2 separate regions of the Mus musculus genome follow, and region 1 is linked to region 2. Evidence: chromatin contacts called from ENCODE POLR2A ChIA-PET data. All regions are on one chromosome and are shown on one strand. The core of a region is the stretch at or near the end of the contact, and the rest is flanking DNA. Distances in the headings are between cores, read along the strand shown.

Region 1 (3,907 bases), core at 1,257-3,756, 150 kb before region 2:
TTCTGTTGCTACCTACCTCTGGATTTGCTGAATGCAGGGTAGGACAAACACTCGGCCTCCGGCCACCATGACTGGGGGGCTCCTGCAGAACCCTGTATTGTGGGGGCATAATGTGACCGTGGCAAAGCTGAAGACCATTGGGGTAAAAGGTGGAACGCCCATGAGGAGAATCTGGATGCTGGGGTGGGGGTGGGGGTGGGGAGAATTCTATGCTTTGGAGGCTGGGAATCACAGGTGGTTTGTGGCCGTCGCAGGCAGAACGTAAGGGCTGGGAAGCTGGTGCGGACAGGAGGGGGCATAGGTCAGGTTTAAGGGAGGGCGTGGGGTGGGTGTCACTGGCTGGGAGGAGACTTACCGGAGACCACCATGGCCTCATTTGGGCCACAAGTGAAAAACATGGTTGAAGCTGCAGCTGGAGAGGAATAGAGAGGAAGCCTTTGCAAAGGGGAAGGGGCCCTGTGGCACCTCCTTACCCTCCTATCAGGAGCACCAACTGCCTCTGCCACCGCCCAGTCCCTTGAGCGCCCCTGTGACAGTCCTAAGACACCCCCCCCCCGGACTTCTTCCTCTGTGCCAGTTGATTCTCACAGTCTTCCTCTCACCGCGCCCCCTAGCCCCTCTACCACACAAAGCTCTCCCGCGCCCAGGGGTCTGCAGCAGTTCCGCAGCCTCCAGGCTCTTCAGTAGCCCAAGGCTCCGCCTCCCATCCCCACTCACCTTCCGGAACGTCCCCGTAAGCAACCCCACCGGGGTCTTGAGAAGCGCGGAGGCCCGCAGAACCCCAGAACGGGGTGGGGACTGCTCGGACACCCGGCTTAGTGGAAGCTGCACTTGCGCCCCCCACCCGGCCGCACCCTGTTGCAGCAACAGACGCGACCCCGCCCCCTCCCAACCCCTCGGTCCGCCCCTTTCCCGGCAGGCTCCGCTCGGGTCCGCAGCACTACAGTTCTCGGCAGCCCAGGGGGATGCCAGACATTCTCCCCCCCACCAACAACCAACCCCCCCCCCCCCCCGCTCGAAGCATTGGCGTGGAAGCTCCGCCCCCAACCGAGGCCACGCCCTTCCACTCTGGTTCCTGAATACCCGCCGCCTGCCATGAGTAAGCAGGTTGCCACACCACTCTCTAACTGGGAAAACCGCACACCCAGCAATGTATGACTGCATCCGGTGACCGGATATAGGTCTGTAACTCCAAGAAAGAGTTCAGGACCCAAGAAAGGGTGAGGACTGGGCACCTAGTCACATCCTCCCGCCACTCCCCCCTCCCCCCCGCTTGAATGATACACTTCGAGAACTGCAGATAATAATGACAGGCAAATCAAGTTTATTCGTGTTCACAGAACATACATACTAGGCGACCCCAGACAGCCGCCCTCTGACAATCCATGGACCCAAGACTCCTGCAGCTGCCCCTGAGAAGCAACCAGAAGACATCAAAGGCCGGATTCCCAAGGGTCTTCCAAAGCCTTACAACAGACTACAGAGTTGAAGTGCTGGAAGACGGAGTGTTACCCCTAATCTTATTACACCCCCCCCAGACTAATCCCCAAGCTGGGAGTCCTACCACCCGGGTCCTCCCTCCCACAACTCTGTCTTACCGACCCTATAAATCGTAATAAATATCTGTGTTACAGCAGGGAGGCATATCTCGCACCCCTGCATAAGTTAGAATAAATATTACATACACCCCTCCTTCACCTAGGAGGATATACATAAATACATAAATATTAATTAGACACGGAGAAAGTCTCTGTCCGTCCCCAGTGGGCCTAGCCAGGACCCGCGGTGTCTCTTGGCGGTAGTGTTCTGAGTTAGCGTTGCCTTAGAAATCCCAGTTTGGGATACGTTCTCTCGCACCAGGTACCCATCCATGGTGCCTTTGTTTCTTCGGACTGTGACCCATCGCGTTTAGAAGGCCGCCGGATGTTGCTGGAGAAAAGCTTTAAGATCCAGCGCATAGTCCGAGGACTCCGAGGTCAGGTTCAAAGGCTCGAGGACCGGGGGCGCAGTAATGGGCGCAGAAATGGGCTCAGGTGTCACGGCGCTGGTAGCATCCTCCGGAGCCAGGGGCTGCGACACACCCTCTTCAGCCATCAAAATCTGGCAGAAGATGATGGCGAACAGGAGAAAGAGGACCCTCTTGGCAATGTTGGGTTCCTCGGTTGGTAGCTGGCGCCGGACCTGAGCAGATAAAAGAGGGAAACGTCAGATCGAAGGTCCCTGCGCCTAGTTGTTACCTACAAGTTCCAGGGCGACGCGACCTCCTGATGCCCACTCGGGCGATACTCACCACTCGAGGGTAGAGCACCCTTCGGCTGCGTTTTCGGTGCCCGCGAGAAGTGTTCAAACGCGCGGTGGACACCACGGCCCGCTCCGGGAGAGGGTCGAAGGTGAAAATTTCGGGACCAGAGCCCCGCCGGAGTTCCGGGCCGGTGGAGGGAGCTGGAGAAGGGGCCCTCAGGCCAGTCATGGTGTGGAGATGGTTGCGCGAGTGGCACATAATTTAGACGTTGTGCAGAGAGTGTAGAGGAGTGCAAATCCCCCGCAAAGCAGAGCTACTTATAGAGCCAAAGAAGGGGCCGGGCCGGGGGGAACTCCGCCCTTCGCAGCTGGGGAGCAGTTGGCTGCAAGGGGCTGGAAATTCCAAGGAGGAAGCAAAATGTAGGCGGAGCCTTGATTGGTTATTCTCTAGGTGCCCCAGTGCACGTTCTTTCCTGGGAGTAGTGAATGCTTGTGGGTAAAAACATTGGGAGTAAGCTCACGTCCGGACATGAGGTAGCTAGAGAGGGGCTCTCAGACACGTAGCAGATGGTCCAGCCACCCTCCTTAGTGAAGTCCAGCAAGATCAAGGGACCACAGAAAACACATTCACGTACTTACTTGGAGGTATGCGCAGGAAACAGGAGGGAAGTCATTGCACAAACTTCCAAGAAGATAAAGAACACACTAGAACCCACAGACCGGGCTCTGCCTGCCTCCGTTCACGTGAAAACCATACACACATCACAGAGATTTCAACAGAGCACACGGACACAAAACTGCAATGGTTACTTAGGGACACTCCCGAGACGCTATTCAAAGGGATAGAGGGAAGACAGGAAGTCCGAAGCTCCTGCCTTTGCCCCATACTAGGTGGGTCACAAAATAAGTGAAGTTTCTAAAATTATGAGACTTTGTGCCCGTCGTCAATAGCACCATTAGGAACCCACGGGATCCCCGTAATGCTTGAGAGACCGCTTTCCCTGAACACAGAAGTCAACATTTCTGAGCACCTCTAACAGTCCGAGTGAAAGTGTGGTGGAAACTACCCATCACAACATGAAACTTCAGCCCTCTTCCCAGCCTGCCAAGCGGAGGCAGGAAGACACAGCAAAGCAAGCTCCAGTTTCAAACGACAAACAAACAAACAAACCAAAACCATAACATAGAAGGGGGGGGGGGGGAGACACTGGTGGCACAGTTCTTAAGAACACTGCTGCTTTTGCAGAGGACCTGGAATCAGTTTCCAGAACTCAAGTGGCATCTCGCATCCAGTCCCAGGAGATCTGATGCCCTTTTCCCTTTTTGATCTCTGTAGGCATCTACATGCATGTGGTACACATACATACTCAAAGACAAAAGACTCATATGCATAAAGTAAAAATGAGACATATCGCTGGGCGTGGTGGTGCATGCCTTTAATCCCAGCACTTGTGAGGCAGAGGCAGGTGGATTTCTGAGTTTGAGGCCAGCCTGGTCTACAGAGTGAGTTCCAGGACAGCCAGGGCTATACAGAGAAACCCTGTCTCGAAAAACTAAAAAAGAAAAAAAAGAAAAAAAAAAGAGAGAGAGAGTAAGAGAGATATCTTAAAACAAACAATTTGGGTGAGATGGCTCAGTCTGATGTCCTGAGTTTGATCCCTGGGAT
Region 2 (3,517 bases), core at 485-2,984:
GCATCACAGCTCAGCAGGTATCCCTACTTGGAGTAGAGGTCGGGAGAGGGGCTGTGCTCATCCTGGGGGCCAAGGTATTCCTGTCACAGCCTCAGGTCTGTCAGGGGAGGTGGCGAGTCACCGGGGTAACCTGGAAGGTCATGGAGTGAGACGGTCTAGCTCTGAATCTGTCTCACTCCACAGTTCACGGCTGCCTTGTCTTTGCGAGCCTTACTCTGCTCCCAGTAAACAGCAGTCCAGGGGTGCTGGAAGACTAGATGTTAAGATGCTTAGCTTAGAGCCTGCTGAGATATGGTTGCTACTGCCATCTTAAAGAAAGAAAAACAAGGCAAGACTATGGAGAGAACAGATGCATCATAGAGGGACTCGCAGGAGGTGCACCTGAAAGTAACAGTAGAACAGGCCTGGGTCTTGTCAGGCTTGTGGCTAGGAGAACAGAGATGCTGTTTCAGTGACATTAGCTCAGATGACTTTCTACATTCTTCTTTTTTAAAGTTTTATTATACATAAGTACGCACCAGAAGAGAGCGTCAGATCTCATTACAGTGGTTGTGAACCACCATGTGGTTGCTGGGATTTGAACTCGGGATCTTCTGAAGAGCTGTCAGTGCTCTTACCCACTGAGCCATCTCGCCAGCCCGATTTTCTACATTCTTGTGTTTTCCTAGATAATCCATTTCCTAAGGACAAGGGCACATCCAGTGATGCTCAAACAGGTATGACTGGGTACCAAGACTCAGGGGGGCTGGCAGCCTGGGCACCTAGCCGCGAGAGGATGGATGAGAAGCCAGGTCCTATAGCCTCACCCTTGTCCTGCAGAATCCTGTGCTGCCCCCCACCATAACAGACCAGATTCGGCTGTGGGAGCTGGAAAGGGACAGACTCCGGTTCACTGAAGGTGAGTGGCTTCCGCTGACCTAATCTCAATCATTGGCTAAAGAGGTAAGGCCAGCAATTTCACGCAAAAGTTTTGTGCATTTCGTATTTGTTTCTCAAAAGGGAAGGAGAGGAAGACTGATCTTTTATTTTGGTATATTAGTAGCAGGAAATATGTCCCAAATCAGTGCAGTTTGAATTAAGCTAGGTGAGGGGATAAGAGGCAGGGTAATTCAGTCTTCTCTTTAGGTGGGTTTGCGTGGCTTTTCTTGTGGATTCTGCTGTCTTTTCGAGTGTCTGGATGCCACAGGTGTTAAAGTTGAACAGTCGACTATCCGTAGAGAATTAGTCCTAAGAACTGTGGCCTGCAGCCCCTGCCTGCATGCTGCTTGGAGGGGCAGAGACCACTGCAGCCCCTCACCTCCTGCCTGTCCCACCCGACCCCAGGCGTCCTGTATAACCAGTTCCTGTCGCAAGTGGACTTTGAACTGCTGCTGGCCCACGCGCGGGAGCTGGGCGTGCTTGTGTTCGAGAACTCGGCCAAGCGGCTGATGGTGGTGACGCCGGCAGGGCACAGCGACGTCAAGCGCTTCTGGAAGCGGCAGAAGCACAGCTCCTGAGCCGGCCAGGTCCAGCCCCGGGCGGGCAGCTTTCCAACTCAGATGTATTTTGTTTACACACCGGGATATTTCTTGTTTAATAAAATTATGGAAAAAAATCTACGCGGCTTCAGACGTCTGCCGGCGTTTCCCTACCCAACGCAGTGATACCCGCTTCTAGCCAGAAAGCCGGAGGAGCGAGAGTCTTTTACGCATGCGCCTGCGTGTCCCCGCCCACGCATGCGCGCGCACCTCGCCATGCACCTATCGGCTCTGAGTTCGCCGGGACGTTCGAGTTAGAGGCGCATGGCCGAGGTTGCGGGGGTGGGGGTGGTCCCAGGCTTCCGAACCCCAACCTTCGTGTCCGCGTCAGTGCCCGGTGACGGGCAGAGCTCCCGCCTTCTCTGGACGCCCTGGTTTCAGTGATTCCAGAGTGCTGTCCACACCGTGCGCTCCGCCCCTAGGCGGAAGGACGTAGAGTGAGAGAGGGTCCTGCGGATGGGAGTGAAGGGTTGCGACCTCCTGCATCCCATGGCCTCGTAGTGAGCAGACCTCCATCCCTTCCCAAACACTCCCGATGCCTCATTTGCCTCTGGCCTCTTTCCGGCCACCGCTCTGGGGGCTGAGGCCCTCATGGGGTCTTTCCAGGCCCCAGGCACTTTGTACACAGCCGGAGCCCCACGGCTCCCCTGTCTCTCGGAGGAACCGTGAAGCCAAACAGAAGCGCCTGCGCGAGAAACAGGCGGCCCTGGAGGCTGGGCTAGCTGAGAAGAGCAAGGTCAGGGGTCAGTCCTTGGGTCTCCCAAGACTTGGGAAGGGGCTGAAAGAGACTGGCGCAGGGATCCAGATGACTGTGGTGTATTGGGGATTGCAGCCTCCACCCCCACTCCGCAACACACACACACACCCTGTTTCCTCCCTGCAGATACCTGCAGTGCCCACTAAGGCCTGGAGTCACAAGGAGGTAGTATTGTATGAAATCCCCACCGGGCCAGGTGAAAAGAAAGGTAAAGTGTAGGGTGTGTTTTGCGATGTTGTTGCTCTTTGGTCTGCTAACATGCAGTTCAGTAGTGGATCTCTGTTCTGCTTCCACAGATGTTTCTGGGCCCCTGCCTCCTGCTTACAGTCCCCAGTATGTTGAAGCGGCCTGGTACCAGTGGTGGGTGCGAGAGGGCTTCTTCAAACCAGAGTATCAGGTCAGTGCGCGGCAGAGGGCTTCTATGAGGTCCTTAAGACAGAGTGAGTGGCCCTTGAACTTGGTGGGCACAGGCTAACTTCACAGTTGATGTTTATTTCTTTCGGCCCCTGGTTTTCTTTTTGCCTCCCCCGTGTTGGATTTCAATAATAATAATAATAATAATAATAATAATAATAAATTTGAGACACTGTTTCTCCACGTAGTCCTGGCCGTCCTGGAACTCTGTAGACGAGGCTGGCCTCAAACTCAGAGATCTGCCTTCCTCTGCCTTTTCACACGTGTGCCACTACACCTGGCCTTCTTGAAGTTCTTTTTGCCCCAAGGCACCAGAGGGTGCTGTTCCCCTAGGCAACAGCAACAACTAGTTCTCCCTCGCCTCTGACTTCCTCATTCCTTCCAGGCAAGGCTGCCCCAAGCTACAGGGGAGACCTTTTCCATGTGTATCCCACCTCCCAATGTCACCGGCTCCCTGCACATTGGCCATGCACTCACAGTGGCGATCCAGGACGCACTTGTGCGCTGGTGAGAGGCGGTGGGGCCACTGCAGTTCCCGAAGGGAAGGCTGGAAGTGAGGATCAGTGAGCTCAGAGTCCCCATGGTGTTTCTGTGGCAGGCACCGGATGCGTGGGGATCGCGTGCTGTGGATCCCCGGGTCTGATCACGCAGGAATTGCTACACAGGTGGGTCTTGTGCCCCCCTCTGCTTGGTTGAAAGTGCCGTCTTTATGTGAAGCCTGACTAGCTTTCATTTACACCTGATCCCATTTCAGGCCATGGTGGAGAAGCAGCTATGGAAGGAGCAGAGGGTGCGGAGACATGAGCTGAGCCGGGAAGACTTCCTCAGG

Evidence for each region. ChIA-PET counts read pairs that join two places held with the same protein, here RNA polymerase II (POLR2A).
Region 1: POLR2A ChIA-PET joins it to region 2 with 14 read pairs in Patski. The contact joins the promoter of Ier3 here to the promoter of Vars2 in region 2. POLR2A ChIA-PET finds 5 or more read pairs at or near these places in 2 of 5 experiments (Patski and embryonic stem cell).

Annotation. Positions count from the first base shown.
Region 1 is chr17:35,820,312-35,824,218 of GRCm38, reverse strand. It overlaps Ier3 (immediate early response 3), which reads right to left and starts at 2,506. Exons shown (of 2, transcript NM_133662.2): 1 at 2,291-2,506; 2 at 1,308-2,181. The coding sequence starts at 2,500. The coding sequence ends at 1,909. It overlaps Flot1 (flotillin 1), which reads right to left and starts at 862. Exons shown (of 13, transcript NM_008027.2): 1 at 718-862; 2 at 356-412; 3 at 17-92. The coding sequence starts at 398.
Region 2 is chr17:35,665,809-35,669,325 of GRCm38, reverse strand. It overlaps Vars2 (valyl-tRNA synthetase 2, mitochondrial), which reads left to right and starts at 1,734. Exons shown (of 29, transcript NM_175137.4): 1 at 1,734-2,253; 2 at 2,401-2,482; 3 at 2,571-2,671; 4 at 3,074-3,195; 5 at 3,287-3,353; 6 at 3,443-3,517. The coding sequence starts at 2,053. It overlaps Gtf2h4 (general transcription factor II H, polypeptide 4), which reads left to right. Exons shown (of 14, transcript NM_010364.4): 11 at 1-17; 12 at 669-716; 13 at 820-898; 14 at 1,324-1,598. The coding sequence ends at 1,496.